Regions from separate parts of the Homo sapiens genome. Here region 2 is linked to region 1. Evidence: read pairs that join two places in POLR2A ChIA-PET (ENCODE). Cell type or tissue: GM12878. All regions are shown on one strand.

The links. Peaks named below come from ENCODE experiments on the same cell type or tissue, not always from the same donor. Only the 100,000 strongest peaks of a DNase experiment are listed, where the experiment ranks them.
Region 2: POLR2A ChIA-PET joins it to region 1 with 7 read pairs; 7 of 35 experiments call an interaction of 5 or more read pairs at or near these places.

What each region holds. Positions count from the first base shown.
Region 1 is chr6:15,342,460-15,347,459 of GRCh38, forward strand. The region is part of intron 1 of JARID2 (jumonji and AT-rich interaction domain containing 2); the gene reads left to right. Among named protein-coding and RNA genes, the nearest start is that of JARID2-AS1, 96 kb to the left of the region's middle. In GM12878, no CTCF peak of the experiment used is centred here; no DNase peak of the experiment used is centred here; H3K4me3 peaks cover 348 bases; H3K27ac peaks cover 1,203 bases.
Region 2 is chr6:15,456,151-15,461,150 of GRCh38, forward strand. The region is part of intron 4 of JARID2 (jumonji and AT-rich interaction domain containing 2); the gene reads left to right. Among named protein-coding and RNA genes, the nearest start is that of DTNBP1-AS1, 87 kb to the right of the region's middle. RefSeq lists an enhancer at 4,823-5,000. In GM12878, no CTCF peak of the experiment used is centred here; a DNase peak (open chromatin) is centred at 2,190; H3K4me3 peaks cover 1,092 bases; H3K27ac peaks cover 1,184 bases.

The DNA.
Region 1 (5,000 bases):
GCCTCCTAGAATTTATTAGCACCTACCTAGCATTGGGGTATCTAATTCAAACTAATTAGAATTAGTTTGATCTAATTCTGTGCTGTTGAAAGTAACAAAGTAGTGAGCTTAGTGCACCTTCATAATTAACTCCTTATGATAAAAAGGAGTGAATTGCTTATTCAGAATATACACATTTTTAATGGGGGGTATTCTATTAAGTTCTATTAACTTTTCTAGTTTGTTAAAATTATAGAAAAATTTGTGGTTTATACTGGCAAAATTTTCCATAAAATTATTCAACTAGCTTCTTCTTCAAAGTGAACATTATTATGCATCTTGACCTTTTCCCACCTCGTTATTTTGTGTCGTTACTTACCCATAATTTAGGTGTTTAGTACTAGTACTAAGTTAGGAAATTATTACTGAGGTGCTTTGATTGAAGACGCCTTTACTGAGTCCTTGGGAAGTAAAATAGTGACGGTTAGGCCTGGAGCAGTGGCTCACGCCTGTAATCCCAACATTTTGGGAGGCCAAGACATTTTGTGGTATCCAGTGTTTTGGGCGGGTTACCTGAGGTCAGGAGTTTGAGACCAGCCTGGCCAGTGTGGTGAAACCCCATCTCTACTAAAAATACAAAAATTAGCCGGGTGTGGTGTTCATATCTGTAATCGCAGCTACTTGGGAGGCTGAGGCAGGAGAAGCACTTGAACTCGGGAGGTGGAGGTTGCAGTGAGCCGAGATCGTGCCATTGCACTCCAGCCTGGGCGACAAGAACGAAACTCCGTCAAAAAAAAAAAAAAAAAAAAAAAGGGAATAGCTGCTTTACTTCACAGTCCTAGTTAAGGATTTAAAAAAAAAAAAAAGCTCATGAGCATGCTCTTCAAATTTTGGTTTTGTGATTTCTGGGGTTTTCCCATTTAATTCCAGATGGAAGAGTGTCATTAAGTTCTCTTCAAATGTAACCAAATTTAGTGTGTATTATTATTGCTGGTGGAATACAATGATGGTGAATATCCCATTAAAAACTCCTCCCTAGCCCCTAATCACATTGAAGTTACATTAAAGAGTTGGATGTGTATTGAAAGTATGATAGTCTCTTGCTATAAAATTAGGCTATTGTGCAGTCAAAGAGGCCTCTGCTAAGTGTGGTTCCATTTTGGTGTATTTGGAGGGAGAGGAAGGGCAGCCGGTATCCTGTCACTGTGTCCCCCAACATTGAGCAGATGTTCTCTGAGTTAATGTTGCTCTTCAGTTATCTTTGACAGAAGCAGGGTCTGGTTAAGATCAGATTGTTTAGACTAATGTACATTGATCTTGGCATAATGATCACAAGACTATAAGCCAGCTAGACAAGCAAGTGCTGGTGGTGAGTTGTTAGATTAAAAAAACAAAGCAGTTGTTTTGAGAATAACTTCGGTGCCCTGGACTTACATTACAAGACATTGGTTTTGTTGTATGCTACTTTTAGATTTACCTGGGAGGACCTTTTACTTAATAAATAGCTCCAGACTATTAAGCTCGGTGCTGCTGATCCTGCGGAGAGGACCCGGACCTGAGAGTTAGTGGGAGCCACCCTTTCAGACAGACAGGGCGTTGAATGCAAAATTCTCTTGAATTTTAAGGAAGTACATGATAATCTGTTTTACTTGGGAGTATGTAGTGATTTTTTTTTTTTTTTTTTTTTTTTTTGTAAATTTCCAAGGGTGGCTGTGAAACTTACTTTCGTGGTAGTGGTGGACCCTTGAAGCGTTTTTGGAAAGTAGATGAAAGAGGGAGATGTTTACTAATTCTGTTATTTTTATTCAGTGGGTGGTGCTTGAGTGGGTATAATTTCCTCTCTAACATTCTGTCATGTTCCATGTAACTTAGATAAAGCACACTCTGGCATATAGGAATTTCCCTACTTGCTTACCTTGGGATGTGGAGTGTGTGTGGCTTTGTCAGACTCGGCTGATGTAATGAAAAATGGAATTAAAAAACGTGACTGAGAGTCCTACTAAAGTCTGAGCTCTCTGGTTTAAAAAAAAACCAACGCAGCTGTATTGCTATGTCTCACTTACCATATACAGTTCACCCATTTAAAGTGTACAATTCTTTTTTTTTTTTTAACTGTTAGGTTGTGCAAGCATCACAATTTAAGTCCAAAACATTCCCATTCCTCAGTCTCTGATTGTAGAAACAAATGATCTATGACTATTTCTTACCATGAGTATGCAGATTATTTGATGCACAGCTTTTTATTTTACCTTCTTTATAGATTTCCACCCAGGAAAAAATTTTAATCCCAGGTTGTCTCTTACTTGTATGAAGTTTTCTGTAATAATTTCTTAATTATTGTAATTCTATGAACATCAACTGAAATGTAATTTTATTAATAGCTTATTCTGTAAAAATGCTATTAATAATAATAAAAATATCAAAAAACGTTTTGAAGGCATTGCATTACCTGCCGTTTTGGATTATGATCATTCTTTTGTGTGGATAGTTGAAGATTTTAATTTTTTGACAAGCTCAATTGAATTAGGGAAGTAAGTTTGCTGCTATTGCAAAATCATATAATGCATGTTAAATATCAGTTATCAGTGTAATTTGTTTTTTTAATGCAGCAGCTGGTTTCTAGGCTTAGGAATGATAGTTGGCAGATTTTCCTACTGCTTTCCTGTGATGTTTGTTAGAAGCTTCTAGTATAGTTTCTTCATTTCTAAGCTTTTGAGACTGATTGTATGCTGCTTATCTATATATGTAGATAAGTTTCTTGTCTTTCAAGGTCTTTTCAAGAGGTGCTGGAGCAGATTTAGGAACGCAGCATAGTTTAATATTGTTAAGCAGGGATGTGTACCTGAATCTCTTTTGGAAGTACAAAAATTCACCAAGTTGGTACCTCCGGCTACCCAACTCTGATATGGAAACCTGGGGTGATCTGCTGTCAATTACGAGTTGCACCTCAGCTAGAGAACCGTTGTTAATTTATTTGTCCTCTAATTGAAAATCTGGAGCTCGAGCTTACTCATTGATCTTGGTCTAGTTACTGTATTCCCATCCTTTCCTGTGTAATTGAGAAAGAGCTTTTGATAGGAAGTAGTATATGGAAAAGTAATTCAACCTCTTGGAATTTTCAACTAAAATTCAGTTCATAATTAAACATATTAATTTATTTAATATTATTCGTTCCCATTGCTGGGACCGAAATAAGACCATAAGTGCATTTTATACATTTTCTAGCTTTTATAAGTTTGCTTCCTTTAAAATACCGATTTTGACTTTATTCCTCTTAGATGGAAATTTTCTGAGAAAGAATTCCATTTTCTTACGTTTTCTTAGAGTTACATGGGCAACATTGTAGTTCAGCACAGCCCTTGGGTTGCTGGGAGTCTGTTACTGGGTCATTGAGCCTTGGGTGGACCAGAAGGCTCACACTGATGAAGCCTTGGGAAGGGAACTGCCTGGGATTGAATCTCTGCTCTGCTGCTTATCCAGGTTTGCAACTTGGGATAAGTTAGCTTTTCTTTCATGGAGTGGTGATATATGAAACATACATTCCGTAAGTGTTCGTGGTTTTGTTGTCGTTCAGCTGTCTGTATTAGAAATAATGAATTATTATTCAGTGATTTTTCCTGTCTGATAAAAGTCTGTTGTCAGATGTAGATTGGACGCTTAGAGGTTCAGGGTCTTTCATCTAGTTAAATGCGCATTAAAGCATCTATTTGGTGAACATTACTTTTGTGGCATAAAATAGTTTAAATGTGCTTCCCAAAGATCCTGGCTTCCATTAAGATATTCATTTATTCATTAGGAGAGTAATTCATTTTTTATTACACAGTAGCTTATAGCAGGTGTTAGAAACTCCAGTTAACACTAATGGCAATCAGCATTTAACTTTTTTCTTTACTGTCTGCTGTTTTGTGGTTTTCCACCATTTATTCTTAATTGTCATATATAGTGGAAGTAATTAAATCCATGAGTCGCCTCCTCTTGTTATAAATGTTTGTACCCCTTTTAAGTTTGCTTGGCTTTCTCAGATTCTGGTTTCAATTAACATGCTTATGATTTTCTGGGTTTGCAGGGCAGATTAGTAGGCTTTGGTGTGGCTTTTTTCTTTCTTCCTTTCTGCCTTTACGCGTTTGGTTGATGCATCTGTGTACCTAACCCACTTCTCTGGGAGAGGGGATGTGGAGCCATCGTTTTGTCTTGATCTCCAGGAGCCTTGCTTGATTTTGTTTGTTCTGCTCTAACAACGTCTGGATGCTTGTAGTGACCAGCTTGTAGTGGTCAAGTTATTCCTATTGAAGTAATTGTAATTTTTTTTTTTTTTTTGAGACAGTCTTGCTTTGTCACCCAGTCTGGAGCGCAGTGGTGTGATCTCGGTTCACTGCAACCTCCACCTCCTGGGTTCAAGCAGTGCTCCTTCCTCTGCCTCCCAAGTAGCTAGGAATACAGGTGCTTGCCACCACACCCATCTAATTTTTGTATTTTTAGTAGAGACAGGGTTTCACCATGTTGGCTAGGCTGCTCTCGAACTCCTGACCTTGTGATCTGCCTGCCTCAGCCTCCCAAAGTGCCGGGATTACAGGTGTGAGCCACCATTCCCTGGCAGTAATTGTAATATTTTATATCAGAAGAAAAGATAGGTAGACTGTTTTCTTAAAGCAGTATTTGTCATCCCTGAGACATTTCGTGGTTAAGAACATGAGAACACATGTGAAGTAACTAAATATTCAGCAGCTACTATATATTTAAGTAGTTGGGTTGAGAATTTAGCTATAATTTATGGGCAGAATGAGGATATGGGGAAAAGAAGGACCCAGGTAGGTGGTGAAATGCTATCCTAAACCTTTTGAAAGTATTTAGAAAGGAAGTATGTTGATGAAATGCAGGACTTAACGAGAATGTGTGTGGGGAGGTGGTGGGAAGTATGGGAGAAGTGCACATGCTTGATGATGAGAGAAATGATTATTTTGTTTCATGCAAGCAAGCATTCTTCTCAGTATTTTAACCTTTTAAACCATCAGAATTCATTT
Region 2 (5,000 bases), 110 kb after region 1:
TACTTGTGCGTGCACTATCTTATAACATTATATTTTCTGAGGTTCTGGGAAACCTGGAGAGTCTTTTAGTTGCGGAGGCATGCTTATTTATTGTTCAAATAAATGCCATCTAGAGAAAACATTACCAAGTAAGTACCTGGCTTTGAAGTTTCAGGATTCCAGACAGAAGAGAATCATCTTTTCATAGATAAAATTTACTTCTTTTAGATGTCAAATACAAAAAAGGCTTAAATAATTAAAGCCTAGGAGATGTTTAAAACAAATTTAAAAAAATGCTCTGAACCTTTGGAAATGAATTTCATATATGAGCTAGGCAATAAAAATAGGCTTTGTTATTTGTTTTTCTGTTCGTATACAATATTGTACTGTTTTGCTATTTCTTTTATACTTTTTTTAGATCTGAGGTATTAAAAATGAGTCATCCTAGCTTTAAAATACCATTTTTTTTTCCCGGGAGGATAAGTGTGTTTACCTGATCTGACTCTACAAACCCCAAATGACAGATGATGCTTATTATAGCTTCATGACCCTGAAAATCTGATGGATTTGGTGGCCTTAGATAGCATCTTTTCTATCTAGGATATCTAGATAGCATCAAGATAGGTAGTTTCTTGAGCTAATTAAAACCTGTATTTCAGTGTGTACAAAGGTTACATAGTGATCCCTGTTGTTGTGGTACTTTAATAATTTTATTTCCATTTTAATTTAAGAAAAACAGGATGTTAAGCTTTTTTTTTTTTTTTTTTTTACAATCATAAAAGTAGTTCCTGTTCATCTTGGGAATATTGGCAGAAGAAAGGTAAAGAAGTAGGCAAAAGAATGCATTCAAAATAGCATCTCCACCATCTCCCAGAGACGACCGCTGTTAATTACCTTGTTTGTGACTATTTTACTGAGCATTCTGTGTGCATGTATAATACATATTTTTCCTGAAATGATATTGCATTATACTTTCGTTTTTGCAGTCTGATTTTCCTACTTAACACTGTCACAAAAATGCCTGTCATTTCATTTTAATAGCTTATGTTCCATTTGGTGAATGTCTCATAATTTATCTAATTCCTGATGCACATTTAGAGAGATTTCCACCTTTTTGATATCCACTGCTAATGACGCATATCCTTAGTTAAATCTTCACCTTGTTGAAGCCCTTTCAGGCAAAGTTGACAGTTGGGAATGCGATTAACCTTCTTACACCTGCATCCTAATTCTGTTCTTTTTTCGTGCTGATTCCAAAGCAAACATAGCTTGTCACATCCCCAAGCCTCTAGTGTTCACCATAAAGAGCTCAGTCAGCCCATCACCCTTGGGTGACAGCGAGCACTGTGAGGGGTAAAGAAGGCAGTCTTTAATATGCTCATTATTTATAGGGAAGAAAGTCTGGCTGCAGAAATAATGAAGGAAGCAAATCAAACACCTGGAAGTGATGTTTGTTGCTAAGGATCCAGGTCTTTTTTTTTTTTTTTTTTCCCTTCTCCAGTCCTCAATTATTACCTTTAATATTCTCGGCACTTCTTTGGGATTTGGAAGAGAATAAATCGTGAGGCCAAGGGAAAGACAGCGAGTGGAGTTCTTTAAACCTTGTTTGTTATCTGTTAATGACAGTGAGAAATCTTTGAGATGGGGAGGAAAAACCCTATACTATTAATACTGGGATTAGTATAGATATGTAAACACCCAGCTAGTCATTCTGAGGTTAAAAGCTTTAGAAATCTAAAACAAATTTGTTTTAAGACACTACCAGCTAAGTCTGCAAGGCTCTTTCATTTCCTATTTAATATTGTGACCTAAAATTTCTACAGGAAAGGAGGATGGGATGAATAGTGCAGCCGGCCCGAGGTATTTGCCCGCAGTGTATTTATCTTTAAATAGCTGCTTTGAAGGGGTCCACATGTCTCTTGCCAGAGGCATAATTAGTATCTTTCACTGGCACACGCGGGGAAGAGGGTTTTGCGCTTGCTGCATGCAGTGATTCGTACCATCGCCGTATTCCCTGTCACCACTCTGGTTATTCTTAATGAGTTCTGTCGTCTCCTCTTTGTTCTGACTATGATTATTAACAGATTAAAAAGAGCTTAATGTAGCAGAGCACTGGCAGGTTAAATGATTCTCTTATTTACATTTTCCTCTTTACGGGGCACTGCAAACAAGGGGATTCCCAAAGGGGACTCCTGAAGCATGCAAACCTACATACACAGTTCATTCCTATGACCGTGGGCATCACAGTTCAGCGTCACGGCTCGGCACAGTGAAGAGAGTGTTATTATGGGGAGTTCCTCGTAAATATCCTTACTGTCAGCCGTTGTGAAGCAATGCTGTCTTGTTTTGGAACTGCCTGCCTTTTGTTTCTTCTGTCTTACAGAATCTTTAGTGATCAGCTGTCATTCAGTTGCTAATTAATTCAGCAAACCTTTATTAAACTCTTTTTGTATGCTAGACACCTAGAAAACAGATTAGACACAGGAAAGCAGTATTGGTGGTGGGTGAAATTGAGGATATAACAATAAATGCGTGAAAATGCTGGGATAGAAGTGTGTACCCATTAAAGCAGGAAGGGAGAGGCCCTGGGATGGCTGCAAAGGAATGCTGACATTTGCTGCGGGTCTCCGCGTTACAGTGCATTAGGAATCTTTGCAGAAAGAGGATAGTGCTGGGAAGGGGTTCTGCAGAAGCAACTGCCAAGGCATGGATTGATGTTGGAGGTCCTGGAGTTAAAGCAAGAAAGTTAGGATAAGCCTCAGATTCTGCATGCCCTGGGCTAGTTACTGGAGTATCCCTTGGCGTTCTTCAAGTCAGGGGTGACATCATAATACACCTATGAGGTTAGGAAGATGTTACTGGCAGCTCTGCAGAAAATCGATTGAGGCTGCAGGGAGTTCTTTCTAGGGGCATTGGCAGAAGGCTGGCATGTCTTGGGCAGATGATTTAAATATTTCTCAGCCTGAGCTTCCTCATCTGCGAAATGGATATTCTAGAGTCTATAGCACATAGTTGTTGCAGAGCTAATGGGTATGAAATAGCCCAGAATTGATACCTGAGGCGATCATCCACATATAGGCATCCTTTGATAACTCAGAGGACTGATTTATGGACCTCCTTTTGATACCAAAATTCATGGATACTCAAGTCCATTATGTAACATGGCACATGGTATTTGCATGTATGCACATCCTCCTGTATACTTTAAATCATCTCTTGATTACTTATAATACCTAATACAATGTAAATGCTGTGTAAATTTGTTAGATAATATTGTTTAGAGAATAATTACAAGGAAAAAAAGAGTCTGTATGTGTTCAGTAGAGATGCAACCGTCCCTTTTTTTACCTGAATGTTTTTGATCGACAGTTGGTTGATTCCATGGGTGCAGAAGTGTCTGATACAGAGGTCCAACTGTACATTTATTTACCATTTTTTCCAGTGAATTGAGGCAGAGGTAGTGGAGAGGAAGATTATTAGATTTTGGATTTAGGTGGAACTGTCTAAAAGACCAGCTGAATCGGCCACAGGTAATAGAAGAGACAGCCAACCTGTGGTGTTTTTTCTAAAGAGCGTTGCTGGCCTCATTGGCAAGGAACACATATTTTGATGTGGTCCTAGCCTTGAGTATTGAGGACTAGGATTTCTAAGTAGGGCAAATGCAAAAGCCTGGGGTGATTTAGAGGTCACAGAATGAAAGGGGATTAACCTGCCAGAAAGCAATTAAGTAATCCCCCAATTGCAAGGAACACTATGGTGCTAATAATGAGCTTCCTTGAGCAAAATGGGAATACTTTACATTATGTAAACTCTTTGGGGAGGAAATCACACTGTCTCCAGTGGTACACAACTTTTTTTGAGGGTCTCTGGGAGTTGTTGCATCTTAGTTTTTGAGAGCAGCAGTAGTGAAAGTGTATGTTTGAGAACGGTGTCATCACTGCCTAGGGGCTTTCAGTGGCCTTAACGTTCTGCATATGCTTGGTTTTCTCCTAGAGTCAGTTACCTGTTTCATTTGTTGGGATAGTTTATCAGTTAATAATGAAGAAATCTGAAACCCTGAAATTTTTGAGGTCTGAGGAGGGGAAGGATGGATCACTTTTATTGGCCCTGTGACGTTGATCAGATGTTATTAATAAGACTGTAGGTCATTTTGCTGTGAGGATTCTCCCTGCTACAGGCCAGCTGGCCTCTGACCATGTTGTGCCCTCCCTGAAGATAAGGCAGGCTTCCTTTTTGCTGCCAGTGAGTACTGGCACAGATTCAGTAGTACTTCTCAGAGTCATCTCTGGCCTTCTCCTTACTTTCTAGAGAGTCCTTGAGTCTTTCTGAAATCCACTTAGAGAACATGGAAATAAGACTTTAAGTATGGCAGTGCTGTTTTGTTGGCCAAGCACCTTGCTGACTGAAGGGGTTTCATTTATAGCACTAAAGTCCCTGGTGTCTGTGTCCCGCAGGGAAGTTGAGTATTCAGCTTCTCCATTGGGAACTGAGGAAGGCCTCACATGATTCGCACAAAGACTGTTGTCTGTAGTGGCTGTTAGAATGCTCATTTTGTTGTTGTTGTTGTTGTTGTTGTTGTTTTGTTTTTTGAGACGAAGTCTCCCACCCTGTGTCACCCAGGCTGGAGTGCAGTGGCGTGATCTCGGCTCACTGCAACCTCCGCCTCCCATGTTCAAGGTATTCTCCTGTCTCAGCATCCTGAGTAGTTGGGAATACAGACGTGCCCCACCACACCCAGCTAATTTTTGTATTTTTAGTAGAGACGGGGTTTCACCATGTTGACCAGACTGGTCTTGAACTCCTGACCTCAGGGTATCTGCCCACCTTGGCCTCCCAAAGTGCTGGGATTACAGGCGTGAGCCACTGCACCCAGCCAGAATGTTCACTTTCTTACTGGTTTCTTCTTCTCCACTTGAGATAATACCGTGATGGCTTGAGCACCATCATGGCTGCTGCTATGTGGTATGATTTCTATATTCAGTGAGATGAAGCGAACCATAGATAGACCTTGTGGCATTTGA